Regions from separate parts of the Homo sapiens genome. Here region 1 is linked to region 2. Evidence: read pairs that join two places in POLR2A ChIA-PET (ENCODE). Cell type or tissue: PC-9. All regions are shown on one strand. Each heading gives the region's core, and the rest is flanking DNA. Links, peaks and the distances in the headings are about the cores only. Region 1 overlaps NUP160 (nucleoporin 160). Region 2 overlaps AGBL2 (AGBL carboxypeptidase 2).

Region 1 (15,279 bases), core at 6,646-14,645, 120 kb before region 2:
GCCTTGTTTATGTAAATTAAGCTATTTTATGGACTTTTCTGAATTTGATGCCCAATGTATATGTTTAAGATTTGCCAACAAAAATTAAGAAATATCCTTAACCAATGACTAGATGGCCTAGCAATCCTGGTTGTCTCTTTCTAGAATGTTTGATGGGAAATTGCCAATATGTACAATTGCAGGTGAGTTCCTTTGAACATTTCATGTCTACACATTCTTGTAAAGCATGGGATTGCTGAATTTTTTTCTTTGTAAATGTTAACTGCATTTTAAAGAACCACAATAATTTAAACTTGATTATGTGAAGACATACCCCAAAGAGATTGTTCTCTATTTCTATACCATCCTGAACTTGCTTGATTTTGTCTGATCTACGAAGCTAAATAGGGTTGGGCATGGTTAGTACTTGGCTGAGAGAATACCTGGTTCTAAAGGCTTTTAAAGAAAGTAATAAAATAAATTTTTAAAGAGAGAGATTTTTCTCTACTTCTCTCTGGACAGTATAATTCCTAACGTGATTTTTTCTAGAGTATCTTTTTTTTTTTTTCCTGAAACGGAGTCTCACTCTGTTGCCCAGGCTGGAGTGCAGTGGCATGATCTTGGCTCACTGCAGCCTCCACCTCCTGGGTTCAAGCAATTCTCCTGTCTCAGCCTCCCGAGTAGCTGGGATTACAGGCACGTGCCACCGCGCCCAGCTAATTTTTGTATTTTTAGTAGTGACTGGGTTTCACTATGTTGGCGAGGCTGGTCTCGAACTCCTGACCTCAGGTGATCCACCCGTCTCCCCAGAGTGCTGGGATTACAGGCATGAGCCACCGTGCCTGGCCTCTAGAGTGTCTTTTTAAGAATTTGTCTCTGCTAGGTTTTCTTCATAGTAATTCAAATGTACTATTGTTTTCATATAAATCCTTTACTGGAATCTAGTCATTGAACCAATAAATACCAAAAATTGGAAAATTGCTGAGATGTAAAGTATGTGTATGTGTGTTACTGGACTCCTGTTTGTGTAAGGAAAGGGGGAATGGATGAAGAAGGAAGGCAACAGGGGTAGGTTTTAATATCAGAATTATGTCAGGAAATAAAACATTTGTTCAAACACTGTCTTTTCATCCTCTGTGACGAATAACTTGGGAATGAGTATCTCCTTAAGTAACATTTATTTTCTAATCAGAAAGCACCTTTTATGCCTTTAAGGATTATATTCAACTGCTACATCCCTGGTGTCAAGTCAATGTTGGTTCCTGTCGATTTATGCTGGGAAGGTGTTACCTAGTTACAGGAGAAGGACAGAAGGTAAACTACATTTGAATGGCAAATAAACTTTATAAACTTTAACGCAAGGAAGTTGCTTAGCTTCCATTTGACTAGGTTTTAGGGGATGGGAGACATAGAATCCTCTACATAAAGTTAAAGAAGACTGTACTAATGCCAGTCAAAGGCATTATATACATGTAAGGACTACTTTCTTGTATTCTGCAATTTAGATAGGACTCAGGAACATAAGAAAATATTAGAACTCTCCTGCCCCTGTGTGTTTTTAGAGATTCCTTTTATTATTATTATTATTATTATTATTATTATTATTATTTTGTAAAATCAGGGTCTCACTATGTTGCACAGGCTGGACTCAAGCGATCCTCCCACCTTGGCCTCCCCCAGTGCTGGGATTACAGGCATAAGCCACCGCGTTTGGCCAGGATACATTTTTATAAATCAAACTTATTTACTTATTTTATTATTTCTTTTAGACAGGGTCTTGCTCTGTCACCCAGACTGGAGTGCAGTGGTGTAATCAACAGCTCACTGCTGCCTCAACCTCCTGGGCTCAAGTGATTCTCCTACCTCAGCCTCTCAAGTAGCTGAGGTACTTGGAGGCTACAGGCGTGAGCCACCATTCCTGGCTAATTTTTTAATTTTTTGTAGAGATGGGGTTTTCCCATGTTGCCCAGGCTGGTCACGAACTCCTGGGCTCAAGTGATCTGCCCACCTCAGCCTCCCAAAGTGTTGGGACTACAGGCATGAGCCACTGCACACAGCCCAAATTTACTTATTAATTACATTTTTTTTATTGTTTTATGCTGCTTTTTTCTCGTTATGTAGTTTAAAGTTTTAATTTTTTCCCTGATGTTCTATTACATAAATTTTCAAACAGACAGGAAAGTTTAAAGACTTTTTACAGTGAACAGTATATACCTATCACTCAAATTCTACAATTGTTAACATATTGCTACAGTTGCCTTATTATGTATGTATGTGTCAATCATCTTATTAAGGTTTACTTTCTTTTTTTTTTGGAGACAGTCTTGCTCTGTCACCCAGGCTGGAAGGCTAGACTGCAGTGGCATGATCTTAGCTCACTGCAACCTCCGCCCACCAGGTTCAGGCGATTCTGCTGCCTCAGCCTCCTGAGTAGCTGGGATTACAGGTGCACGCCACCACGCCCGGCTAATTTTTGTGTTTTTAGTAGATATGGAGTTTCACCGTGTTGGTCAGGCTGGTCTCAAACTCCTCACCTCGTGATCCACCCGCCTCAGCCTCCCGAAGTGCTGGGATTACAGGCGTGAGCCACCCCACCCGGCCAATGTTTACTTTTTAATTGGTAGCACTTAAGTGTGAGATACATTTTTAAAAATATGAATGCATCACATAGAATTCATATGTGTCAGAAACTATACATAGAGTAGACCATGTTAAGTAATCTTGTTTCTTTTTTGGCTTTCCCTTACATGTGAACCCCTGATTCATAGCACCTAGAATTTGAATGATCTGTTACAAGTCATTTTATATTTTATTTCTCCAGGCTCTGGAATGTTTTTGTCAGGCAGCATCTGAAGTAGGCAAAGAGGAATTCTTGGATCGCTTGATTCGCTCAGAGGATGGGGAGATCGTGTCTACCCCCAGGCTGCAGTATTATGACAAGGTACATCATGTCTTGGTTTGGCCTTATACCACCCTGTGTAAAAACACATCTGAAATACATTGCTTTGCTATTTTTGGAGAAAAATACTATAAAAATTCAGTTGCTCCCTGAACTTCCAAATTTAAAAAAAATGAATTTGCCTAGAGAAATTAAAGAAACATGGCCGGGCACGGTGGCTCATGACTGTAATCCCAGCACTTTGGGAGGCCAAAGCAGGCAGATCACCTGAGGTCAGGAGTTTGAGACCAGCCTGGCCAACATGCCAAAACCCTGCCTCTACTAAAAATACAAAAATTAGCCTGGCGTGGTGGCGGGTGCCTGTAATCCCACCTACTTGGGAGGCTGAGGCAGGAGAATCACTTGAACTTTGAGGTGGAGGTTGTAGTGAGCCAAGATCGTGCCACTGCACTCTAGCCTGGGTGACAGAGCGAGACTCCGTCTCCAAAAAAAAACAAAAAGAAATTAAAGAAACATATTTTAAGTTAAAATTTTTTCCCAGGATCTATAATTAGGGTTAAATGGTGAAATGTAATAAATACTTTTAACTGAAATGAAATTTTCGTCATGGTATTTTATTAGCCCAGTTGCCATTAGAATTTTATTATTTAATTTGCACTTTACTAGTCTTGCTGATATTTCTGGGAATTGACTAGTAATGCTGTATTTAGCCTTAGTTTATAATTTGGACTTGAGGGTCCTCTTGACCTGTTTCCTGCCCCTCTTTCCTCTGGTCACTCCATTGTAACAATGGTGACCTTCTTACTGTCTCATTCAAGTCAAGCGCATGCTCTATTCTCTTAGGGCCTTTCTGCCTGCTGTTCTGTCAGCCTGAAATGCCCTTCCTCACACCCTCATTCCATTCAGGTCTCTGCTTATCTGTCACCTCCTCAGATAGTGCCCTCTGCCTGGCCTGTGCAGAAAAGCTTTTTTATTCATCCTGTTGTGCACACTTCCAGATTGTATAACATTTCACCATACTTGATTTTATATTTTAGACTAGAATTTATCTGGATTTCCCACCAGAAAGTAAATGCCACAGAAGCAGTCTTCACTGTTTTGTTAATTGCTTATTAGATAAATGAATTTACACTGAAGTAGATTTGTAGCTCTTAATAACCCTTGGCCGGACGCGATGGCTCACACCTGTAATCCCAGCACTTTGGGAGGCTGAGGTGGGCGGATCACGAGGTCAGTAGTTCGAGACCAGCCTGACCAACATGGTGAAACCCATCTCTACTAAAAGTACAAAAATTAGCCGGGCGTGGTGGTGTGCGCCTGTAATCCCAGCTACTTAGGAGCCTGAGACAGGAGAATCACTTGAACCCAGGAGGCGGCGGAGGTTGCAGTGAGCTGAGATCGTGCCACTGCACTCCAGCCTGGATGACAAAACAAGACTCCACCTCAAAAAAAAAAAAGAAAAAAACCCTCTACTTTCCTACTAATGACAATTCTTTTGAATTCCAGTACAGCCTGGGTGACAGAATGAGACCCTGTCTCAAAATTAAAAAAAAGTATTATGTGCTTTATATAATCGTATATACTATACTTTTTTTTTTTTCCTTTTTTTTTTGAGACGGAGTCTGTTGCCCAGTGCAGTAGTGCGATCTGGGCTCACTGCAACCTCCGTCTACCAGGTTGAAGCGATTCTCCTGCCTCTGTGTCCCAGGTAGCTGGGATTACAGGTGTGCACCACCACACCCCACTAATTTTTGTATTTTTGGTAGGGACAGGGTTTCACCATGTTGGCCAGGCTGGTCTCGAACTCCTGGCCTCTAGTGATCCACCTGCCTCGGCCTCCCAAAGTGCTGGGATTATAGGCATGAGCCACAGTGCCTGGCCATGCTGTACTTTTTATATGACTGGCAGCACAGTAGGTTTGTTTACACCAGCATCACCACAAACACGTGAGCGATACATGCGGTGGCTATGATGTCACTAGAAGATAAGAATTTTCCAGGTCCATTATAGTGGGTGCAGTGGCTCACGCCTGTAATCCCAACACTTTGAGAGGCTAAGGCAGGAGGATCACTGGAGCCTAGGAGTTTGAGATTAGCCCAGACAACATAGGAAGACCCCATCTCTACAAAAAATTAAAAAATTACCTGGGCATGGTGGTGCATGCCTGTGGTCCCAGCTGCTCAGGTGGCTGAGATGGGATGTTCACTTGAGCCCAGGAGGTCAAGGCTACACTGAGCTATGATCATGCCACTGCACTCCAGCCTGGGCAACAGAGCAGGACCCTGTCTCAAAAAATTAATAAAAATAATTTTAAAACTTTTTATTTTATCTTCATCCTTTATAAATGCGTATTTTGGATGTATCATACATATGTATTAGAGAATTGCACGTATATGAGATAGGGAAATGTGCATGGTTAGGGTAGCGGGCAGACGTTGACAGGGTGGACAATCAAAAATGTTTGTCAGGCCGGGCACAGTGGCTCACGCCTGTAACCTTAGCACTTTGGGAAGCTGAGGCAGGCAGATCACCTGAGGTCAGGGGATCAAAACCACTCTGACCACCATGGTGAAACCCCATCTCTACTAAAAACACAAAAATTAGCTGAACGTGGTGGGGCATGCCTGTAATCCCAGCTACACAGGAGGCTGAGGCAGGAGAATCACTTGAACCCAGGAGGTAGGGGTTGCAGTGAGCCGAGATCACACCATTGTGCTCCAGTCTGATTGACAGAGACCCTGTCTCAAAAAAAAAAAGGATTATGTCAGTCATTTAGTAAATTATCTTTAGGGTTTTTATAAAACTATGGTGTTTATTTACTATTCTTTACATTCATCTGTGACTTGAACAGTTAGTAGTGAAATCGTATTTATTCTTTCATTCAACAAGCTTGCTTTTTTTTTTTTTTTTTAATAATAGAGATGGGGTCTCGCCGTGTTGGTCAGAATGACAGGTGTGAGCCACCAGACCCAGCCTCAACAAGTATTTACGGAGAGACTACTGTATACTAGGCACTGAGGATAGAGACAGGGTCGTGCTATACCACCCAGGCTGAAATGCAGTGGCAGGATTAAAGTTCACTGCAACCTTGAACTCCTGGGTTCAAGCAGTCTTTCCACCTCAGCCTCCCAAGTCGCTACAACTACAGGCGCATGCCACCACACGCAGCTAATTTTTAAAAAAATTTTTTTGTAGAGATGGGGGTCTTGCCATATTGCCCAGGCTGGCCTTGAGCAATCCTGCTGCTTCAGCCTCCCAGAGTACTGGGATTGGAGGTGTGAGCCACCATGCCGGCCTACTTAACCTTTCTCAATAATTTTAAACCATAATTGAGTTTGAAGTACATTACAATATTAATTTTAATGGAAATTTCTTCTATTTCTCGTTAGGTTTTACGACTACTAGATGTCATTGGTTTGCCTGAACTGGTTATTCAGTTGGCTACATCAGCCATAACTGAAGCAGGTGATGACTGGAAAAGTCAGGTAAGAATTGGCTGCAATTTGGTTGTTTTCTTTAAGGTTTGTTGTGGGTGTGGTATGTTCATTTCTATTGCTCTTTTTGATATTTGATCTACATTTGATATTTAGGCTACTCTAAGGACATGTATTTTCAAACATCATTTGGATTTGGGTCACAATAGCCAAGCATATGAAGCCTTAACCCAAATTCCTGATTCCAGCAGGTAATTTCATGGCCTTTTTTAGAGAAGACAATTTACCAACTCTGTTTAACCTACTAAGATAGTTTGCCCTCATATTCCTTTCTTTCCTTCTAGGCAATTAGATTGTTTACGGCAGTTGGTGGTAGTTCTTTGTGAACGCTCACAGCTACAGGATCTTGTAGAGTTTCCCTATGTGAATCTGCATAATGAGGTAATTTTACTTATCCAGTGATGGCTTTCAACAAGTATGGTGGTTGCCATGATTGCTACTGACTTAGTTATCTGATTGCTTCCCCTTCCCTAGGTTGTGGGAATAATTGAGTCACGTGCTAGAGCTGTGGACCTTATGACTCACAATTACTATGAACTTCTGTATGCCTTTCACATCTATCGCCACAATTACCGCAAGGGTGAGCAATGTAACCAGACAGTATCTTGCAGACAGCCTTATTAGTTTAATCATGTTTTACCAAAATATTGTGTGTTGGACTTAGGTAATTTTTAATATGTGTTTAAGTACAAGATTAGCTTAAACCTTGTGAAGATTACCTTGAAGATAGGCCCTTGCTTCCATTCTAGAACTTTCTCAAGGCGTTGCCACTAAAATGGCATTCTGTGTGCATCTTCTGTACAATTATAAAGGAAATTAGCACTGGGCGCAGTGGCTTACACCTGTAATCCTAGCACTTTGGGAGGCCAAGGCAGGTGGATCACCTGAGGTCAGGAGTTCGAGACCAGCCTGGCCAACATGGCGAAACCCCTTCTCTACTAAAAATACAAAAATTAGCCATATGTGGTGGTGGGCACCTGTAATCCCAGCTACTCAGGAGGCTGAGGCAGGAGAATTGCTTGAACAGGGTGGGGCGGGGGGCGGAGGTTACAGTGAGCCAAGATCACGCCACTTCACTCCATCCTGGGCGAAAAGCAAAACTCCGTCTCATAAATAAATAAAGGAAATTAGCTTTTTCACTAGAGACAGCATGAATTTTTGAGACTGGGTTTGAGTTCCTGTGCTATTTCACCATTAGCCTTCTCCCTTTCCACATTTCAGTTCTTAGAGCAAAATTCTGACTGCTTAAATGTGCTTAGGTTATGAGTATAATAGATGATATTCCGCATTAGCTGTGGTTAGATTGTCCCACATCCCCTCAATTAAATGCAAAGTCCTTAAAGAGGGGACTAAAATTTACATTTAGGGTTGGGCGCGGTGGCCCACGCCTGTAATCCCAGTACTTGAGGAGGCTGAGGCAGGTGGATCGCTTAATGTCAGGAGTTCGAGACCAGCCTGGCCGACATGGTGAAATCCCCTCTCTACTGAAAATACAAAAAATAGCCGGGCATGGTGGCGGATGCCTGTAATCTCAGCTACTCTTGAACCCAGAAGGTGGAGGTTGCAGTGAGCCAAAATCATGTCACTGCACTCCAGCCTAGGTGACAGAGCGAGACCCTGTCTCAAAAAAAATTACATTTAGAAGTTATCAAATGATATCCTGGTGAATTCTTTTTTCTTCATTCAACTTTTTAATGTAAAATTTGTCAAGTCTACAGAAAAGTTAAAACATTAACGCAGTGAATATCACCCTATATACCTTTCATCCAAATTCCCCAACTGTTAATATTTTACATCATTTTCTTATCTCCTCTTCCCTCCTTTCCTTTCTTCCCCCTTCCTTCCTCTCTCTCTCAATATCTATTTATTTATTTACTTACTTGTTTGTTTTTGCTGGTCCTTCTGGGAGGAAGTTAAAGACATCATGATTTTTTTAATGTCATCAGTTATTTAATTAGGTTCTTCTTAAGACATTTAGAACAGCAATTTGTAAGGATAAATTCCATTTGTCAGGGCAAACACAGATCACAGGTAGCCCTGGAGCTAAGGAATAGCTTTGATTTTTGGTAAAATTTGTGAGTCCACAGCTTTCTGATTGATCCTACTGTGCTCTGTAATCTCGTATTTCTCTTTTTCTGTGTGGAAGATCTCACCTTCCTGGTGTCTGGGCTTCCGCAGCTGCTCCTTTTTTTTTTTTTTTTTTTTTAGATGAAGTCTCACTCCGTTGCCCAGGGTAGAGTGCAGTGGCACCGTGTCTGCTCACTGCAACCTCCACCTCCCAGGTTCAAATTATTCTCCTGCCCCAGCCTCCCGAGTAGCTGGGATTACAGGTGCCTACCACCACGCCCGGTTAATTTTTTTATATTTTTAGTAGAGACGGGGTTTCACCATGTTGGTCAGGCTGGTCTTGAACTCCTGACCTCAGGTGATCCACCCACCTCCATTTCCCAAAGTGCTGGAATTACAGCCGTGAGCCACTGCGCCTGGCCAATAATGTTTTTTATAGCGCATCCCTCACATACTGCCCTCACCCTGGATCTAGAATACACACTGCATTTAGTTGTGCGATGTCTTTAGGCTCCTTTAATCTGGAGCCTCACTTTGCCTTTGATGACATTGATATTTTTGAAGCATGTAGGTCAGTCATTTTTGTAGAATGTATCTTAATTTGGACTTACATTATCAATGAATTATTTATCAGAACAGCTAAAATGAACGGAATGTGAGCGGAATGTGAGATTGTTTTAAGATTATATTTTACAATATAATCACTGTGGAATGTCTAACATTTTTGTACCATTTTTACTTAGAATTTTCTTTGGTTTCTTGCTGATTTTCATTGGAAAAAAGTAGATGGGGTTTATTCATAGGCAGGTTCTTAACATTCCTAATAGTAAAACATATTTGCATATTCTTTATTTTCTTGAATCATATAGGAAGGGAAATAAAAATTATTAAAGATCTCTCAGTATCTGCTTTCACAATAACATTATATCAACCTGCTTAGTACCAGTTTAGCAAGATTAATGTTCAGGTTTTTCTAGAGCAAGGCTGTTCTTCTGAAAGCGCCTTACATATTGCAGGTATTCAAAAATATTTGTTGAAATGAAAAATAGCTTTATTTGAAAACTAAAAGAATTTTTAATGATATTTTAATTTCTGGAGTCCCATGCTGTTCCAGAACAATGGACTTTTCAGAATCTTATTGAATATGTGCAACTAAAGTATTATAAAAATGAGAATCTATGTTCTTTTTTTTTTGAGACAGTCTCACTCTATCGATCAGCCTGGAGTGCAGTGTCTCGATCTCGGCTCACAGCAACCTCCACTTCCAGGTTCAAGCAATTCTCCTGCCTCAGCCTCTCAAGTAGCTGGGATTACAGGCACCTACCACCATGCCCAGCTAGTTTTTGTTTTGTTTTGTTTTTGTTTGTTTGTTTGTTTTCGAGACAGAGTCCCGCTCTGTCGTCTAGGCTGGAGTTCAGTGGCATAATCTCGGCTCACTGCAACCTCCGCCTTCCCAGGTTCAAGCGATTCTCCTGCCTCAGACTCCTGAGTAGCTGGGACTGCAGGCATGCACCACCACGCTCGACAATTTTTTTTGCATTTTTAGTAGAGAGAGGGTTTCACCATGTGTTGGTCAGGCTGGTCTTGAACTCCTGACCTCAAAATGATCCACCCGCCTCAGCTTCCCAAAGTGCTGGGATTACAGGCATGAGTCACCACACCCAGCCCCTAATTTTTGTATTTTTAGTAGAGACGACGTTTCACCACGTTGGTCAGGCTGGTCTTGAATTTCTGGACTTGGGTGATCTGCCCACCTCTGCCTCCCAAAGTGCTGGGATTACAGGCGTGAGCCACTGTGCCCAACTGTTTTTGTTTTTGAGACGGAGTCTCGCTCTGTCGCCCAGGCTGGAGTGCAGTGGCGCAATCTCGGCTCACTGCAAACTCCACCTCCCGGGTTCACGCCATTCTCCTGCCTCAGCCTCCTGAGGCTGCCACCATGCCTGGCTATTTTTTTGTATTTTTAGTAGAGACGGGGTTTCACCCTGTTGGCCAGGATGGTCTCGATCTCCTGACCTCATGATCCGCCCGTCTTGGCCTCCCAGAGTGCTGGAATCACAGGCATGAGCCACCGCGCCCGCTATCTTGACCATTTTTAAGTGTACAGTTTGGGAGTGTTAAGTGCATTCACAATATTGTGTAACCAATCTCCAGAACACTTTTCATCTTGCAAAACTGAAGCTATATACCCATTAAACAACTACTTGTTCCTCCCAACCCCGATTCCCTGGCAACCACCATTTTACCACCCATCTCTATGAATTTGGCTGCTTGAATCATATAGTATGTGTCTTTTTGTGACTGTCTTATTTCACCTAGCATAATGTCTTCAAGGTTCATCCTTGTAGTGGCGTCAGAATTTTCTTCTTTAAAAATGTCTTTAAAAATTAGCCAGGTGTGGTGGTGGGCGCCTGTAATCCTGGCTACTTGTGGGGCTGAGGCAGGAGAATCGCTTGAACCCAGGAAGCAGAGATTGCAATGAGCTGAGACCGCACCATTGCATGCCACCTTTGGCAACAAGAACAAAACTCCGTCTCAAAAAAAAAAAAAAAAAAAAAAAAAAAAAAAAAAACAGATATCTTACAGATAATTAAATGATTTTCTGTTGTATTTATATGTCAAATTTTGTTCATCCATCAATGGACACTTGGATTGCTTTCACCTTTGGCTATTGTGGATAATGCTGCTATGAACATGGGTGTAGAAATATCTCTTTGAGACCCCTCTTTTCATTCTTTGGGGTATATACCCAAAAGTGGAATTACTGAATGACATGATAATTTCACTTTTAATTTTTTGAGGAACTGCCATACTGTTTTCCATAGCAGCTGCACCATTTGACATTCCCAGCAACAGTACAAAAGGGTTCCAGTTTTTCCACATCCTCACCAACATGTGATTTTGGGGAGGGGGGGCAGGGGTTACATCAAACCCAATTTTGTTTTAAATTTTAACATTTGATTAGGGATAGCATTCTCCCTGCGTATCTCTAGAGAAACAAATTTTGGAAGGCTGGGTGTGGTGGCTCACACCTGTAATCCCAGCACTTTGGGAGGCTGAGGTGGGCGGATCACGAGGCCACAAATTCGAGACCAACATGGTGAAACTCTCTACTAAACTCTCTACCAAAAATACAAAAATTAGCCGGGCGTGGTGGTCGTGTGCCTATAATCCCAGCTACTCAGGAGGCTGAGGCAGGAGAATCGCTTGAACCAGGGAGGCGGAGGTTGCAGTGAGCTGAGATCAAGCCATTGCACTCCAGCCTGGGCGACAGAGCAAGACTCTGTCTCCAAAAAAAAGAAAAAAAAATTTGGAAGTTCTAAAGTCTAATTTATTATCTCCTCATAGCTGGCACAGTGATGTTTGAGTATGGAATGCGGCTTGGCAGAGAAGTTCGAACTCTCCGGGGACTTGAGAAACAAGGCAACTGTTATCTGGCTGCTCTCAATTGTTTACGACTTATTCGTCCAGAATATGCGTGGATTGTGCAGCCAGTGTCTGGTGCAGTGGTATGAAAACATTTCATCCTGGAATTTGGGGGTTCATCCTGGAACAAGTAAATCTACTTGTTTTGGTCCTTTCAAAACTATTGTGTCATTTTGCTTCTTTTGATTTACAATTTCTACTGAGATATTTGTGAAAAAAATCTATGTTTACAATTCAATTGTTGTATATTACTACCCCTTTAGTTTTCAAGTTCAGAATTATTGTAGGAAGAAATATTGCAGAGTGGTTTTGGAGTTAGACCTGACCCAATTCAGACAAGTTACTTAATCTTTTGTCATTCTCTGGCATAAAATACGGATAATATCTACTTTATAGGATTGTTTGGGTATTAATGAGATAATTCAAGTCGATTGCTTAGAACAGTAACAGTGCCTGGCCCACAAACTGTGCTCAGTAAATGGTAGCTGCTTTTATTTCTATTGTGTTTGTTAATGCAGTCTACAGTTACTGTTTTAAAGGACACACACTTTGAGTTTTTCCTATCATACTGATGGGTCAGATACATGCAGCTGTTTCTGTTATATATAACTCTGGAGCCGAGAAAAATTAGTTGATTTACATGGAGATCAAATCCCTGTCCTTGGACTCAGTAATATGTTATGGTTAAGTTAACAACTTGGCAAAGAACTTCTTTCTTTGTCTCATAGTTACAGTACCTCTGTAAGAAGAGCTCTGCTGGTCGAAACAAAAATAATTTCCATTGAGAAAATTTAAGCATAAAAGCTATGAATCACCGTTAATGATATCAGAATAAAATACTGATTTTCACAGTTAAATTGCTTGTTTTGTTTTATCAGTATGATCGCCCTGGAGCATCCCCTAAGAGGAATCATGATGGAGAATGCACAGCTGCCCCCAGTGAGTCAGGAGTCTCACACTGGTTCTTTGCTAGACAGTAGTAATGTTGTTATTGTTAGTTGTATTATGATAGAAATATGTAGTTAAATAAGCTACATATAATAGTAATATATAAATGTTATAGTAGTAACAGTTGCCCTTGTAAAACACAAGTTTTAACTGCAGGCACCTATTATACACAGATTTTTGTTTTCAATAAGTATATTGGATTCTTTTTCTGGAGATTGTCACAATTTGAAAAAACTCCCAGTTGAACCACATAGCCTAGAAATATTGAAAAAGTTAAGGAAGCCGGGTGTGGTGGCTCACACCTGTAATCCCAGCACCTTGGGAGGCCGAGGCAGGTGGATCACCTGAGGTCAGGTGTTCAAGACCAGCCTGGTCAGTGTGGCGAAACCCCATCTCTACTAAAAATACAAAAATTAGCTGGGCAGTAGTGGCCCTCACCTGTAATCCCAGCTACTCAGGAGGCTGAGGCAGGAGAATTGCTTGAATCCAGGAAGCAGAGGTTGCCGTGAGCACACATCGTGCCACTGCACTCCAGCCTGGGCAACAGAGTAAGACTCCGCCTCAAAAAAAATAATGTTTAGTGGGACCCATACGAAGTGTCACTAGTGACGCTGGAAGTGCTCCCAAAGAGCAGAAAAAAGTCATAACATGACAAGAAAGAGTTGAACTGCTTGATGTCTACTGTAGATTGAGGCCGGCAGCTGAGGTTGCCTGCCATTTCAAGAAAAATGAATCCAGTGTAAGGAACATTGTAAAAAAAAAGAAGAGAAAATTTGTGAAGCTGTTGCTTCAGCTTCGCCAGTAGGTACAAAAACCTTGTGCTTTTTGCAAAATATATTTTTATCTCATATTGAAAATCCAGCTTTTATGTGGGTACAGTATTGCTATAAAAAAAGGCATATCTATAGACTCTAACATGATTTGCAAAACAAAGGTTATTATACAACAACTTAAAGCAAAAGGAAGGTAAAAGATCTAAAGCTGGAGAATTTAATGCCAGCAAAGGATGGTTTGACAATTTAAGAAAGAGATATGGCTTTTAAAATGTCAAGATACAGGAGAAGCAGCTTCTGCTGACCAAGGAGCAGCAGAAGAGTTCCCAGACACCATTAAGGAAAATCACTGAGGGGAAAGGACACTTGCCTAAACCTGTTTGTTTTTGTTTTTGAAACAGGGTCTCACTGTGTTGCCTAGGCTGCAATGCAGTGGCACAATCATGGCTCACTGCAGCCTCAAACTCCTGGACTCAAGCAATCCTCCTACCTCGGACTCCCACAGTGCTGGGACTACAGGGATGAGCCACTGTGCCTGCCTTCCCTATGATTTTCTTAATAACATTTTCTTTTAAGAGTACAGTATAGGCCAGGTGCGGTGGCTCATGCCTGTAATCCCTGTACTTTGGGAGGCTGAGGCGGGTGGATCACCTCAGGTCAGGAGTTCAAGACCAGCCTGGCCAACATGATGAAACCCCGTCTCTAGTAAAACTACAAAAAATCAGCTGGGTGTGGTGGCGGGTGGCTGTAATCCCAGCTACTCAGGTGGCTGAGGCAGGAGAATTGCTTGAACTCGGGAGGCTGAGGTTGCAGTGGGCTGAGATCGCGCCACTGCACTCCAGCCTGGGCAACAAGAGCAAGACTCCGTCTCAAAACAACCACAACCAAGAGTACAGTATATAGGCCAGGCACAGTGACTCACGCCTGTAATCCCAGCACATTGGGAGGCCAAGGCAGACAGATCACCTGAGGTTGGGAGTTTTGAGACCAGCCTGACCAACATGGAGAAACCCTGTCTCTACTAAAAATAAAAAATTAGCTGGGCGTGGTGGCGCATTCCTGTAATCCTAGCTACTTGGGAGGCTGAGGCAGAAACATCACTTGTACCCAGGAGGGAGAGGTTGCAGTGAGCCGAGATCGCGCCATTGCACTCCAGTCTGGGCAATAAGGGCGAAACTCTGTCTCAAAAAAAAAAAAAAAAAAGTACAGTATATAAAATACAAAATATGTGTGAATTGACTGTTTAGGTTGTCAGTAAGGCTTCTGGTCAGTAGTAGGCTATTAGTAGCTAAGTTTTTGGGTAATGAAATGTTATATGCAGAGTTTCAACTGCTCAGGAGCCAGCATCCCTAAACCCTGCATTGTTCAAGGGTCAACTATACATGCAATTTAGACAGTAGTTATATTGTAACATATACAGTTACATTGTTATATACTATACATAGTAGTAACGTTATATACTATATATTATATATAATAATTACATTGCTGTAAAAATATTGTAAAGTTCCTTCTTTTTAGTTTATTTTCAGCATTCTAATCTGCTAAAGGTTGTCTGGTAGCACTTCGAAAATGTTGTACAACAGTAAGAGAAATGAAAATGCTTAAATAAGAATGTGGTTTTTTTCTTGAATGTTGTATTTAAATCAGCTTAGTTCCAAGCTTTTTTTTTATCAAGTTCTTTTGCTATTTCCAC
Region 2 (15,279 bases), core at 4,034-12,033:
GGCCTCCCAAAGTGCTGGGATTACAGGCGTAAACCACCCCGCCTGGCCAGTGGTGGTATTTTTAAAAAGATAATCATAAATTAGATTTACATTCAGTCACTAAGATTTAATTGGAAATGTTTGCGGGGTTTTTTTTTTTTCCAGGTAATAAAAGAGACACCCACTTTACCATCGAAGATCTGAAGTCCTTAGGTTATCATGTCTGTGACACCCTTCTGGACTTTTGTGATCCTGACCAAATGAAGGTAAAAATGGGGTTTCAAGAAATGTGATGAAGGCCAGGCATGGTGGCTCACACCTGTAATCCTAGCACTTTGGGAGGCTGAAGTGGGTGGATTGCCTGAGCTCAGGAGTTCAAGACCAGCCTGGGCAACATGGCAAAACCCTCTCTCTACTAAAAATACAAAAAATTAGCTGGTCGTGGTGGCATGTGCCTGTAATCCCAGCTCTCGGGAGGCTGAGGCAGGAGAATCACTTGAACCTAGGAGGCGGAGGTTGCACTGAGTCGAGATCACACCACTGCACTCCAGCCTGGGGGACAGAGCGAGACTCAAAAAAAAAAAAAAGAAATGTGATGATGATGCTGTGGTCAGTTTCACATGGGTCCAAAGTGAGCCCAGTGGAATTATAGGCAATCTTTATTTTCCTCTTACTAGTTTTCTGAAGTTTTTATAATAAAAGAAAATAAGAAAGCCCCCAGACTGCATACTGTCTACAAATGGTAAGACCTCATAATTCACCAAGAAGATGGAGACAGTCCTTTGGAACACCTCTCCCTCACTTCTGGACTTAACCTATGGCAACACCTATTCTTTTTTTTTTCTTTTGAGACAGGATCTGACTCTGTTACCCAGGCTGAAGTGCAATGGGGTGATCACGGCTCATTGCAGCCTCAACACCTTAGCCTCCCAAGTAGTTGAGACCACAAGTATGCACCACCACACACAGCTAATTTTTAAGCTTTTATAGAGACAGGGTTTTTCCGTTCCCAGGCTGGTCTCCAGCTCCTGGGCTCGTGATCCTCCTGCCTCAGCCTCTCAAAGTGCTGGGATTACAAGCATGAGCCACTGTGCCCAGCTACAACACTAATTATCTTTCCTTTTATTTTAGAAAATCAGGTGTCTTTTCTTTTTTTTTTTTTTTTTTTTTTTTTTTTTTTGAGACAGGGTCTCCATCTGTCGCCCAGGCTGGAGTGCAGTGGCGCGAACTTGGCTCACTGCAATCTCCACCTCCCAGGATCATGCAATTCTCCTGCCTCAGTCTACTGAGTAGCTGGGATTACAGGCGTGCACCACCACGTCCGGCTAATTTTTGTATTTTTTAGTACAGATGGGGTTTCACCATATTGGTCAGGCTGGTCTGGAACTCCTGACCTCAGGTAATCTGCCCGCCTCAGCCTCCCAAACTGCTGGGATTATAGGCGCGAGCCACTGTGCCCAGCCAGGTGTCTTTTCTCTTCTCCAAAGTTAGCCCTGCTCTGTGTACACTTGTTGACTTCCCCTATGGCCTTTCTGAGGTCTTGCCTCATTAATTATGTCTTCCCAAACAAACAAACAAACAAAAAACTAATAATAATCATCATCAGGCCGGGTGCAGTGGCTCACACCTCTAATCCCAGCACTTTGGGAGGCTAAGGCTGGCAAATCACAAGGTCAGGAGTTCGAGACCAGCCTGACCAACACGGTGAAACCCCCATCTCTACTAAAAATACAAAAATTTAGCCAGGCGTGGTGGCAAGCGCCTGTAATCCCAGCTGCTCGGGAGGCTGAGGCAGGAGAAACACTTGAACCTGGGAGGCAGAGGTTGCAGTGAGCAGAGATCATGCCACTACACTCCAGCCTGGGTGACAGAGCAAGACTCCGTCTCAAAAAAAATAAAATAATAAAATAAAATAAAATAAAATAAAATAAAATAAAATAAAATAAAATAGAGTATTGCATTGTTGAAGAAGTTGGCAGCCAGGCATGATGGCTCACGCCTGTAATCCCAGCACTTTGGGAGGCCAAGGCGGGCAGATCACGAGGTCAGGAGTTCGAGACCATCCTGGCCAACGTGGTGAAACCCCATCTCTACTAAAAATACAAAAATTAGCTGGGCGTGGTGGTGTGCGCCTGTAGTCCCAGCTACTCAGGAGGCTGAGGCAGGAGAATGGCTTGAACCCAGGGGGCGGAGGTTGCAGTGAGCCAAGATCACGCCACTGTACTCCAGCCTGGAGACAGAGCAAGACTCTGTCTCAAAAAAAAATAAAAAAGAAGAAGTTGGCTCTAGTCAGAGAAAAGTGGCTAGAGCAGTGCTCACTGATGTTCTGCCCTAAAAAAATTTCTATTTGTTCCTCCCGCTCATGTAATTTTCTGTTAACATGTCCTTACTAGCAGGGGTGCAGGTTATTCATCTTTGTGTTCCCAGCAATAAATAAAATGCCTTTCAGCATATACTTAGTAAATATTTGATGAATAAATAAAATGGGCCAGGCATGATGGCTCACGCCTGTAATCCCAGCACTTTGGGAAGCTGAGGCAGGTGGATCACCTGAGGTCGGGAGTTCAAAACCAGCCTGACCAATATGGTGAAACCCTGTTTCTACTAAAAATACAAAATTAGCTGAGTGTGGTGGGGCATGCCTGTAATCCCAGCTACTTGGGAGGCTGAGGCAGGAGAATCGCTTGAACCCAGGAGACAGAGGTTGCAGTGAGCCAAGATAGTGCCATTGTACTCCAGCCTGGGCAACAAGAGTCAAACTCCGTCTCAAAAATAATAATAATAAATAAATAAAATAAAATGAATTAACAAAATAGTTCTTTTTTTCACTTTCATAGTTCACTCAGTGTCTAGCAGAGCTTAAGGAGCTTTTACGACAGGAAATCCACAAGAAATTCCATGAACTTGGACAAGATGTAGATTTAGAAGGAAGTTGGAGTGACATCTCTTTGTCTGACATTGAATCCAGGTAACAAAGAAAAAACAGAGTTTTGTTTTTTTTTAAATACTTTGTTGTTAACCTGGGTGATATAGTGAGATGTTGTCTCTACAAAAAATACAAAAATTAGCTGGGCTTGGTGATCTATGCCTGTAGTCCCAGACACTGGGGAGGCTGAGGTGGGAGGATCACCTGAGCCCAGGAAGTTAAGGCTACAGTGAGCCAAGATCATGCCACTGCACTCCAGCATGGGCGACAGGCTCAGAAACAAAAAACAAAACAAAAGAGTGAATATTCTTTGCCAGCCTCTGTTTTAGCCATTAGAAAGGAGTAGGGAGTTGGGCAGGCAGTTTGTGTAGGGCCTTGTAGGGAACTGCAAAGCCTTTGCCTTTCACTCCAACGGAGATGGAAAGCCTTTGGAAGGTTTTGAGTAGAGAAATATCATGGTTTGACAGGTTTTAGTTTCTTTTTTTTTTTTTTTTTTTTTGAGATGGAGGCTCGCTCTGTCGCCCAGGCTGCAGTGGCGCGATCTCCACTCACCGCAAGCTCCGCCTTCCGGGTTCAGGCCATTCTCCGGGCTCAGCCTCCCGAGTAGCTGGGACTACAGGCGCCTGCAACAACGCCCGGCTAATTTTTTGTATTTTTAGTAGAGATGGGGTTTCACCGTGTTAGCCAGGATGGTCTCAATCTCCTGACCTCGTGATCCACCCGCCTGGGCCTCCCAAAGTGCTGGGATTACAGGCGTGAGCCGCCGCGTCCGGCCCCAGACAGGTTTTAGTTTCAACAGGAACACTGGCTGCTGTGTGAAAAGTAGATCATAAAGAGGGAAGTTCTAAGCAGGGAGACTCAATAGGAGGCTCTTGCAATAATATAGGTAAAAGATAATGGAGGCTTAGACCAATAATACAGGTAAAAGGTAATGGAGGCTTAGACCAGAGTAGCAGCAGTGGTTGTGGGGGGATGTGTGAATTGGTTGGATTCTAGATATATTTTGAAATTATAAACATTAGGATTTGCCTGTGGATTGGATATGGGCATGAGAAAAGAAGAGAATGACTCCACAATTGGTTGGATGGAGTTGCCTTTAGCTGAGATGGGAAAGATCAAAGGAGTGGAAAAAATTAGAGAGGTAGTGAAGATCAGGAGTCTAGTGTTAGGCTTGTTAAGTTTGTAATGTCCATTATATATTTAGTGGAGACCTCGAACAAGCAGTAGGCTATATGGGTCTGGAGTTCAGTGGAGAGGTCCAGTGGACCAATGAGAGAGTCATCATTGGATAGATGACTTTTTTTTCTTGAGACAGGGTGTTGCTCTCCACCCAGGCTGGAGTGCAGTGGTATGATCTCTGCTCACTGCATCCTCAACTTCCTGGGCTCAAGCAATCCTCCTGCCTCAGCTCCCCAAGTAGCTGGGACTACAGGTGTGCACCATCATGCCCGGTTAATTTTTGTGTTTTTTGTAGAGAACAGGTTTTGCCATGTTGCCCAGGCTGGTCTCTAACTACTGAGCTCAACGGATCTGCCCGCCTCAGCCTCCCAAAGTGCTGCGATTACAAGCGTGAGACACCATGCCCAGCCTGGTAGATAATATTTAAACCTTAACACTAGATGGGGACTGGATGAAGTGGCTCACACCTGTAATTCCCACTCTTTGGGAGGCCAAGGCAGGCGGATCACTTGAGGTCAGGAGTTCAAGACCTGCCTGGCCAACATTATGAAACCCCATCTCTATTAAAAATACAAAAATTAGCTGGGTGTGGTGGCACATGCCTGTAATCCCAGCTACTTGGGAGGCTGAGGCGGGAGGGAGGATCGCCTGAACCCGAGAGGTGGAGGTTACTGTGAGCTGGGATTGCGCCACTGCGTTTCAGCCTGGGTGACAGAGTGAGACTCTGGTCTCAAAAAAAAAAAAAAAAAAAAAAAAAACTTAGCAGGGGGTCGGGGTATGCACCTGTAGTCCTAGCTACTTAAGAAGCTGAGGCAGGAGGATTGCTGAGCTCAGAAATTCGAGGTTGCAGTGAGGTATGGCCGCGCTAGTGTACTACAATCTGCGCTATAGAGTGAGACCCTGTCTCAGAAAAAAAAAAAAAAAAAAAAAAAAAGACTGGTGGGATCTCAAGGAAGTAAGTGCAGATAGAGAAGAGGTCCAAGTCTGAGGTTTGAGCTGGATAATACAACTTTAATAGGGGAGGAGCCAGCAAAGGCGACTGAGACGAAGGGACTAGCAAGGCTGAAAAAAAGCAGAAGAGTGATTTTTTAAAAAACCTAAATCAGGCGCGGTGGCTCACACCTGTAATCCCAGGACTTTGGGAGGCCGAGGCTGGCAGATCACCTGATGTCAGGAGTTCAAGACCAGCCTAACCAACATGGAGAAACCTCATCTCTACTAAAAATACAAAATCAGTTGTGTGTGATGGCACATGCCTGTAATCCCAGCTACTCGGGAGGCTGCAGCAGGATAATCACTGGAACCCGGAGACGGAGGTTGCAGTGAGCCGAGATCGCACCATTGCACTCCAGCCTGGGCAACAAGAGCGAAACTCCATCTCAAAAAATGAATGAATAAATAAATAAATAACCTAAATCAGATAATATCATGTATCTGTTGAAAGCACTTCAGTATCTCCCCGACTCAGTTTTAAAAAAAGCCAAAGACCCTACAATGGCCTATAAGGCTATAAGCCTCCTGATACCTCTATGGCCTCCACCCTAACCCTTTTTTTTTTTTTTTTTTTGAGACGGAGTCTCGCTCTGTCACCCAGGCTGGAGTGCAGTGGCACGATCTCAGCTCACTGCAACCTCCGCTTCCCAGGTTCAAGCAATTCTCCTGCCTCAGCCCCTCAAGTAGCTGGGACTACAGGTGCACGCCACCACGCCTGGCTAATTTTTTGTATTTTAGTAGAGACAGGGTTTCACTGTGTTGCCTAGGATAGGCTGGTCTCGAACTCCTGACCTCAGGCAATCTGCCCACCTCGGCCTCCCAAAGTGCTGGGATTACAGGCGTGAGCCACCGCGCCCAGCCAAATGCTGCCTTTTTCAACATGACCTACACACATTACTCTAATGCTACAACTTACTCCCCTCCTTCACCCTCCTGCCACTCCTTATCCCCCTTAGGTGCTCTACTTTTTTCCATAGCATTTATTGCCTCTGTCATTCTGTATCATTTAAGTCTTTACTATATCTGTTTTATTTATTTATTTATTTTTGAGACAGACTTTCACTCTTCTTGCCCAGGCTGGAGTGCAATGGCGTGATCTCCACTCACTGCAACCTCTGTCTCCCAGGTTTAAGCTATTCTCCTGCCTCAGCCTCTCGATTAGCTGGGATTACAGGTGCCCACCACCACGGCTGGCTAATTTTTAGTAGAGATGCGGTTTCACCATGTTGGCCAGGCTGGTCACGAACTCCTGACCTCAGGTGATCCACCCATCTCGGCCTCCTCAAGTGCTGGGATTACAGGCATGAACCACTGCGCCTGGCCAATTTTTTTTTTTTTTTTTTTTTTGAGATGGAGTCTCTCTCTGTCACCCAGGCTGGAGTCCAATGGCGTGATCTCAGCTCACTGCAACCTCCGCTTCCCGGGTTCAAGCAATTCTCCTGCCTCAGTCTCCCGAGTAGCTGGGATTATTACAGGCGCCCACCACCATGCCTGCTAATTTTTTTTTTTCTTTTTGAGACAGAATTTCGCTCTTGTTGCCCAGGCTGGAGTGCAACGGCACGATCTCGGCTCACTGCAGTCTCCACCTCCCGGGCTCAAGCGATTCTCCTGCCTCAGTCTCCCAAATAGCTGGGATTACAGGCATGTGCCACCACGCCTGGCTAATTTTGTACTTTTAGTAGAGATGGGGTTTACTCATATTGGTCAGGCTGGTCTCGAACTCCCGACCTCAGGTGATCCGCCCACCTCGGCCTCCCAAAGTCCTGGGATTACAGGCATGAGCCACTGCGCCCGGCCATCTAATTTTTGTATTTTTAGTAGAGATGGGGTTTCACCATGTTGCCCAGGCTGGTCTTGAACTCCTGACCTCAAGTGATCCACCCACCTTGGCCTCCCAAGGTGCTGGGATGACAAGCATGAGCCACCATGCCCAGCCAATATCTGTTGTTTATTGTCTGTTTCCCTCTACTAGGAGATAGGTTCTGCAAAGTCAGAGATCTTTTCGTTTGCTCTGTATCTCATGCACTTAGAATGGTACTGTTCTGTACCTAGCACAGAGGAAGAGCTCAACAAATATTTTTTGAATTAATTTAGCATTCAGGATCTCATCTGTACCTTCATAGTCTCCCCAGCTATTTAGGAAGCCCCCAAAAGGTTATGTCTCCCAGGTATGCAAGAATACCTTCTACTCTAACTTACTGGCTAAAGTGCCTCGTGGATGACCCAGCTGCTTTCAGGCTTCTGAGCTGGCGTGGAAGTCTTCTGACAGAGGCTGCACTGTAGTCTGTGGTGGACAGTGGAAAAGGGATGGCTCTTCCACCCACTCTATGGCACATTGACATCTGGGCCCAAAAGCAATTCTGAGTCTCACAAATATTTCTTTGGGGACCTTAAACTAGGCCATCAGACCAGGTAGTGTGCCCCATTCACCATGTCATCCCTTCCACTCTCTCAGAATCCTATGCCTAACTCACCAAGACCTCTGCACCAACCCCTCTCCAAATACACCCTCAAAAACAAAATGCCGGCTGGATGCAGTGGCTCACGCCTGTAGTCTTAGCACTTTGGGAGGCCAAGATGGGCGGATCACTTTAGCCCAGGAGTTCAAGACAAGCCTGGGCAACATGGAGAAACCCTATCTCTACAAGAAATGCAAAAAGTAGCCAGTCATGGTGACTCATGCCTGTTGTCCCAGCTACTTGGGAGGCTAAGGTGAGAGGATCATTTGAATCCAGGAGGTCAAGGCTGCAGTGAGTCAAGATTGCACTACTGCACTCCAACCTGAGCGACACAGCGAGACCCTGTCTCAAAAAAAAAAAGTGTGCTCTGCATATCAACTCATAGAAATAGTGCCCAAGATGTGGCTAGGCATGATGGCTCATGTCTGTAATAACGGGTATGATGGCTCATGTCTGTAATCCCAGCACTTTGGGAGACTGAGATGGGAGGATTGTTTGAGGCCAGGAGTTGGAGACCAGCTTGGTCAACATAGTGAGATCCCATTTCTATTTTTTAAAAAATTTAAAAAGAAATAAATAGGGCCCAAGGGGAACCAATTCAGAAACAGGCAGACTCTACAGTCTAGTGGCTCAGCAGGGACACTCTGATGCATATGGTTAAGAATTATTGAACCCAATTTGCCAGCCTCTGCCTCAAGAAACTGGCTGTCACAGTCTCCAGTGGGGTTCCACCTATTCATTGTCACGATTGCAAAGGAAAGCAGACTGTGAGTGTACAAGCCCAGTTTGAGTTTGCTCTGTGTGTGTACACACAAAGGTTTTGACACTTTCTGGGACATACTGCTTTTAGTGCTTTTGTCCCATTTGCTAACATTTTCTACCAACAGGACTTCCAGCATCCTAAAAGGCTACTCCTTGACTAGAAAAACACCTTGTGAGAACAGGGAATTGGGAATTAGGTCAGAGAAGATGGGGTTTTCTTCCTGCTGTCTTTCTGTGGGACTACTACTCATTGTGCACTGAGAGGTGGGAGGGGAGCAGAAACAGAATGAAGGCCTGGGCAGCTGAATGGTTTGAAATCCTGACTTCTCCCATGTGATTCGAGCTCTGTGCCAATAAGTGTTTTTTGTTTGTTTGTTTGTTTGTTTGTTTTTGAGATGGAGTCTCACTCTGTCACCCAAGCTGGAGTGTAGTGGTGCGATCTCGGCTCACTGCATCACTGCAATCTCCACCTCCCGGGTTCAAGCAATTCTCATGCCTCAGCCTCCCGAGTAGCTGGAATTACAGGCACCCGCTACCACACCCAGCTAATTTTTTTTTTGTATTTTTAGTAGAGATGGAGTTTCACAATGTTGGCCAGGCTTGTCTCGAATTCCTGACCTCAAGTGATCTGCCCATCTCGGCCTCCCAAAGTGCTGGGATTACAGGCATGAGCCACCGCGCCTGGCCTTGTGCCAGTAAACTGTGTGTATAGACCCCTGTCATAGAGAACAGCTCTTGGTTCTAGCCAACTAAACCCCAGGAAAGGGGAAAATATAATGTGACACTTAAGCAAAAGACATGAAGAAAGAAAGGTTTGATTATTTAAGTTTTCATTCATCCTAGCCCTTGCAGAAAGGGGGAGGACACAGTTTGTGAGGGAAGACTTTAGATTAGTCTAGATGAGCATCCAAACCTTTTTTTTTTTTTAGAAAGAGTGTCGCTCTGTCGCCCAGGCTAGAGTCAGTGGCGCAATCACAGCTCACTATAGCCTCAACCTCCTGAGCTCAAATGATCCTCCCAGCTCAACCTCCCCAGTAGCTGGGACTATAGGCGTACACCACCACACCTGGCTAATTTTTGTATTTTTTTGTAGAGACAGGGTTTTGCCATGTTGCCCAGGCTGGTCTCAAACTCCTGGGCTCAAGAGATCTTTAAGCCTCAGCCTCCCAAAGTGCTGGGATTACAGGTGTGAACCACTGTGCCCAGCCACCCTTTTTTTTTTTTTAATAGAGACAGGGTATCACTGTGTTGCCCAGTCTGGTCTTTAATTCCTGGCCTCAAGTGATCCCTCCTGCCTTGGCCTCCCAAAGTGTGGGGATTATAGTCATGAGCCACCATGCCTGGCCTCATTCAAAACTTTTGAAGGAAAATTGGGGTGATAAAAGTAATCTTGGTCTCTGACCTGAAGGTTCTTTTTGTTATTTATTTATTTTTTTAGATAGTTTCTTGCCCTGTTGCTCAGACTGGAGTGCAGTGGCACAATCTCGGCTCACTGCAGCCTCAACCCCCTGGGCACTAGTGGTCCTCCTATCTCAGCCTCCCAAGTGTCTGGGACCACAGGAGGCACCACCATTACTAGCTAATTTTAAAAAAAACATTTTTTGTAGATACAGCGACGTACTGTATCGCCCAGGCTCAGATTCTTTATTAAATGCATATGTTTATATATTGAATACATTTCTTCAGAGTACCTGTTAGGATCCTGGATTTCTGAATTGGTACCAGCCAAAGAGGAATAAATGAGAAAGATCCCTTGTTTTCAAACAAATGACAGTCCTCTGCTGTTCTCTAGGCCTGCACATTGAGAATCCTGTAGCCTCTCACAACCTCCACCAAGGGCAATTCTGCCCATCTGGCCAGTATTTGCTTTGCCATATGGACTGCAAACTCTTTGGTGCCAGAGGCTCTGCCTCGTTCATCTGTGTTCCCTGTGCCTAGCACACTGCTTGGCATGCAGTAGGTGTTCGGAGTGAATGAATGAATGTGCTTGTCAAGAATTCTTTTTTGGGTACCGGGTACAGTGGCTCACGCCTGTTATCCCAGCACTTTGGGAGGCCGAGGCGGGAGGATCATGAAGTCAGGAGATCGAGACCATCTTGGCTAACACGGTGAAACCCCATCTCTACTAAAAATACAAAAAATTAGCTGGGCATGGTGGCGGGCACCTGTAGTTCCAGCTACTCGAGACGTTGACATAGGGAGACTCTGTCTCAAAAAAAAATTTTTCTTTTTTTTTTTTATTGAGACAGCTTCACTCTTGTTGCTTAGGCTGGAGTGCAATGGCGCAATCTCGGTTCACTGCAACCTCTGCCTCCCAGGTTCAAGCAATTCTCCTGCCTTAGCCTCCTGAGTAGCTGGGACTACAGGCGTGCGCCACCACACCCAGATAATTTTTTTGTATTAATAGAGACGGGGTTTCACCATGTTAGTCCGGGTGGTCTCAAACTCCTGACCACCTCCTGACCAAGGTGATCCACCCACCTTGGCCTCCCAAAATGCTGAGATTACAGGCGTGTGCCACCGCACCCAGCTGTCAAGAATTCTTAGTGATTGCTTGGGCGCAATTTCTCATACCTGTAATCTAAGTACTTTAAGAGGCTGAGGCAAGAGGATCGCTTGAACACAAAAGTTCAAGACTAGCCCAGGCAACATAGTGGGATCCTGTGACTACAAGAATTTTAAAAATTAGCCAGGCATGGCGGCATGAGCCTGTAGTCTCAGTTGCTCAGAAGGCTGAGGTGGGAGGATCTCTTGAGCCGGGGAGGTCAAGGCTGCAGTGATCTATGATCACAGTACTGCACTCCAGCCTGGGTGACAGAGTGAGACCCTGTCCCAAAAATATAAAAAAGGAAGAAAATAATAATTTTTAGTAATTGAAGCATAGACAATGAGAGAAATAGTAGACTAGAAGATATCCTAATCCTAATCCCATACAGCTGGTCTGGTAAATGTTATGCTTCCTAGACATATCAATGACAGTTATTTCCTCTTCTTTTTTTCTTTTGGAAACAGCACCAGTGGCTCTGACAGTTCTCTCTCAGATGGTCTTCCTGTTCACCTAGCAAACATAGCAGATGAGGTAAGCTGAACTCTTATACCCAGGAAATAGCAGCCTTAAAAAAAAGTCATGACACTACCAGACAATTTGTTGGAATTTTCCAACAGTCCTAAGACCTGCAGAAAATATACAGTAATGTCCTAACTAGTCACCTTGCCCTAAAGTCTCTTGTTTTGTCCTTTATAACTTTCTTGCTTAATTTTTAAGGCCATCTTAAGGTAACACCCAAACTGAATCTTTTAACCACACATTTAATGATCATTAATATCTGGGCCTGATATTATTGCCATAAGTAATCTGATTTCATATTGTAAATCACAGATATTTGGTTATTAGTATAAGTGCCCCTTTGTGTTTTTTTGTTTGTTTGTTTGTCTTTTGAGATGGAGTCTTGCTCTGTCTCCTAGGCTGGAGTGCAGTGGCGCAAACTTCCGCCTTCTGGGTTCAAGCAATTCTCCTGCCTCAGCCTCCTGAGTAGCTGGGATTACAGGCACATGCCACCACGCCCGGCTAATTTTTGTATTTTTAGTAGAGATGGGGTTGGCCATCCTGGTCTCAAACTCCTGACCTCGTGATCTGCCCGCCTTGGCCTCCCAAAGTGCTGGGAATATAGGCGTGAGCTGCTGCACTGGGCCTTTTTTTTTTTTTTTTTTGAGATGGAGTCTCACTCTGTCGCCTAGGCTGGAGTTCAGGGGCGTGATCTCAGCTTACTGCAACCTCCACCTCCCAGGTTCAAGCAATTCTCCTGCCTCAGCCTCCTGAGTAACTGGGATTACAGGCACCTGCCACCTCACCCGGCTAATTTTAGTATTTTTAGTAGAGGTGGGGTTTTACCATGTTGGCCAGGCTGGTCTCAAACTCCTGACCTGAAGTGATCCACCCGCTTCAGCCTCCCCAAGTGTTGGGATTACAGGCATGAGCCACCATGCCCAACCATAAGTACCCCTTTGGCAGTTTATCTGTAACAGTGTGATTTGGGGGTATTAAGTAGGAAGCATCCTCCAGTAAGGAGGGAACTGAACTGTTTGTTTATTCTCCAAACCAACACCACAAATCTGCATACCGAGTTAGCCTTTGTGTCTTGAGTGTTGCATGAAGAGTGCCACATGTGGGTGGGCCTAGTTCTGGAATCTTCAATGACCAGTTTCTCTACTTTCTGGAATAGCTGACTCAGAAAAAGAAGATGTTTAAGAAGAAAAAAAAGAAGTCACTTCAGACTAGGAAACAGCGAAATGAGCAGTATCAGAAAAAAAATTTGATGCAGAAGTTAAAGTTAACAGAAGATACCTCAGTAAGAAAGACTTGCTGGCTATTTCTACTGTCTAGTTTCAGACCATTCCATAGAGGGATAAGGAAAGGGGGTTAAAGTTTACTCTAAACCAAAAAGGGGATGGAGATTGGGGCAGAGGGAGACTTTCTGTTTTGCGATCAGAACCCTTCCAGGGGCCCTCCGGACATCTCCGAGCAGGTTTTGGCCTTGGCCCACTGAACCTCTCCTACACTCTGGCATAAGAAATCTGGGTTTTAGCCAAGTCTGAATTTCCAGAGAAAATACATGATACTGGAATGGTAGTGGCTAGAGCTAGTCAGGAGTAGATGGATGGCTGGGGGCCAGGCCTGGTCCAGGCTAAGACAGCTGGATAGCTCATCAATCTTTGTCCAAGCTGCCACACTCCCACCATACCCTCTGCTTTCTAAAGACAAACGTGCTTTCAGAAGTACAAGTTTTGCTGTTGGGTAAATTGGATCAATTTTGAATAGATCAATTGAAAAAGATTCTCTTTTCACTCAATCCTAGGAAAAGGCAGGATTTGCTTCTACTCTGCAAAAGCAGCCAACCTTTTTCAAAAACTCAGAGAATTCCAGTTTTTTACCAATGAAAAATGAAAACCCAAGGTTAAATGAGGTAGTATTTTTGTTTTTGACTCTTTGTCACACAGATTCTCTAACCTCTCGAATTAGCACCTCTCTCCCACAATGTGACAAATGTAATAGCCATTTACGTTACCCTAACCTGACAGTGCCACTGGGAGCAAGAAAACATTAAAACTGGGGGAGACATTGACACTGCTTTGGATTAGACATGACTGAAGTCTGGAATCAAATATTGGTGATTTGTGATTTTACACCAAGAACATAAGAACAGGCTGCCTTACTTACCATCCATTCATCCCTCTACTCACCCATCTACTCAATCAGCAAATGTTATTTTAAAATAAATCAATGAATTTTATTGGGCACCTACTACATGCCAGTCCCTTTACTGGATGCTGTGAATGCAACCTTGAACAAAATACTATCCCTGCCTCGGGGACTTCAGAATCTGGTGGAGATTTCAGCAAGTAAGTAGGAAATTGTATCACAGAGTAGGATGCAGTGGCAACACAGAGGAGAGACACTCAGCCAATGTTTAGTACTTTATAGTTTTATGGCTATAAAATCTTTGATTTTTTTTCTTTTTTTTTTTTTTGAGATGGAGTCTTACTCTGTTACCCAGGCTGGAGTGCAGAGGCAATCTCAGCTCACTGCAACTTCCACCTCTTGGGTTCAAGTGATTCTCGGGTCTCAGCCTCTGGAGTAGCTGGGATTACAGGTGCCCACCACCATGCTCGGCTAATTTTTGTATTTTTAGTAGAGACAGGGTTTCGACATGTTGCCCAGGCTGGTCTCAAACTGCTAAACTCAAGTAATCCACCCACTTTGGCCTCCCAAAGTGCTGGGATTACAGGCATGAGCTACCATGCCCAGTCAAAATCATTGATTTTTTTGTGTAAAAAAATAGGCTGTCCGGCCATGGTGGCTCACACCTGAAAGCCCAACACTTTGTGTGTTTTCTTTTTTGTTTCTTTTTTTGAGACAGAGTCTCATTCTGTCACGCAGGCTTGAGTTCAGTGGCGCGATCTCAGCTCACTACAACCTCCACTTCCCGGGTTCAAGTGATTCTCCCGCCTCAGCCTCCCGAGTAGCTGGGATTACAGGCACATGCCACCTTGCCTGGCTAATTTTTTATTTTTAGTACAGACGGGGTTTCACCATGTTGGCCAGGCTGGTTTTGAACTTCTGATCTCAGGTGATCCGCCTGCCTCAGCCTCCCAAAGTGCTGGGATTACAGGTGTGAGCCACTACGCCTGGCCAAACCCAACACTTTGGAAAGCCGAGGCAGGAGGATCACTGGAGCCCAGGAGTTCAAGACCAGCCTGCACAACATAGTGAAACCTCATCTCTACAAAAAATAAACAAAAATTAGCTGGGCATAGTGGTGCACATAGTCCCACCTATCTGAGACACTGAGGTGGGCAGATCACATGAGACCAGAGTTGGAGGCTGCAGTGAGCCATGATCATACCACTGTACTCCAGCCTGGGTGGCCAGGCACGGTGGCTCACATCTGTAATCCCAGCACTTTGGAAGGCTGAGAGAGGAGGACTGCTTGAGTCCAGAAGTTTGAGACTAGCTCTGGCAACATAGCAAGACCCCATCTCTACAAAAATTTTTTTTAAAAATTAGCTAGGCATGGCTGGGCACGGTGGCTCATACCGGTAATCTCAGCACTTTGGGAGGACAAGATGGGTGGATCACATGAGACCAGGAGTTCAAGACCAGCCTGGCCAACATGGTGAAACCCCACCTCTACTAAAAATGCAAAATTAGCTGGGCATGGTGGTGTATGCCTGTAGTGGCAGCTACTCAGGAAGCTGAGTCACAGTAATTGCTTGAACCTAGGAGGCAGAGGTTGCAGTGAGCTGAGATTGCGCCCAGCTTGGGTGACAGAGCAAGACTCTGTCTTAGAAAAAAAAAAAAGAAGAAAAAAAATGAGCTGTGCATGGTGGCGCATGCTTATAGTCTTAGCTACTTGGGAGGCTGAGGTAGGAGGATTGCTTGAGCCCGAGAGGTCAAGGCTACAGTGAGCTGTGATCCTACCA

The links. Peaks named below come from ENCODE experiments on the same cell type or tissue, not always from the same donor. Only the 100,000 strongest peaks of a DNase experiment are listed, where the experiment ranks them.
Region 1: POLR2A ChIA-PET joins it to region 2 with 20 read pairs; 3 of 35 experiments call an interaction of 5 or more read pairs at or near these places.

Annotation. Positions count from the first base shown.
Region 1 is chr11:47,789,452-47,804,730 of GRCh38, reverse strand. It overlaps NUP160 (nucleoporin 160), which reads left to right. Exons shown (of 36, transcript NM_015231.3): 21 at 113-182; 22 at 1,195-1,293; 23 at 2,801-2,920; 24 at 6,268-6,363; 25 at 6,469-6,563; 26 at 6,657-6,753; 27 at 6,847-6,952; 28 at 11,785-11,945; 29 at 12,741-12,801. It also overlaps the pseudogene RNA5SP340. Among named protein-coding and RNA genes, the nearest start is that of FNBP4, 30 kb to the right of the region's middle. In PC-9, for the core only: no CTCF peak of the experiment used is centred there; no DNase peak of the experiment used is centred there.
Region 2 is chr11:47,664,939-47,680,217 of GRCh38, reverse strand. AGBL2 (AGBL carboxypeptidase 2) reads left to right here. Exons shown (of 19, transcript NM_024783.4): 13 at 145-245; 14 at 2,817-2,947; 15 at 11,311-11,377; 16 at 12,522-12,647; 17 at 13,155-13,262. Among named protein-coding and RNA genes, the nearest start is that of MTCH2, 30 kb to the right of the region's middle. RefSeq lists a silencer at 1-81. In PC-9, for the core only: no CTCF peak of the experiment used is centred there; a DNase peak (open chromatin) is centred at 7,747; H3K27ac peaks cover 373 bases.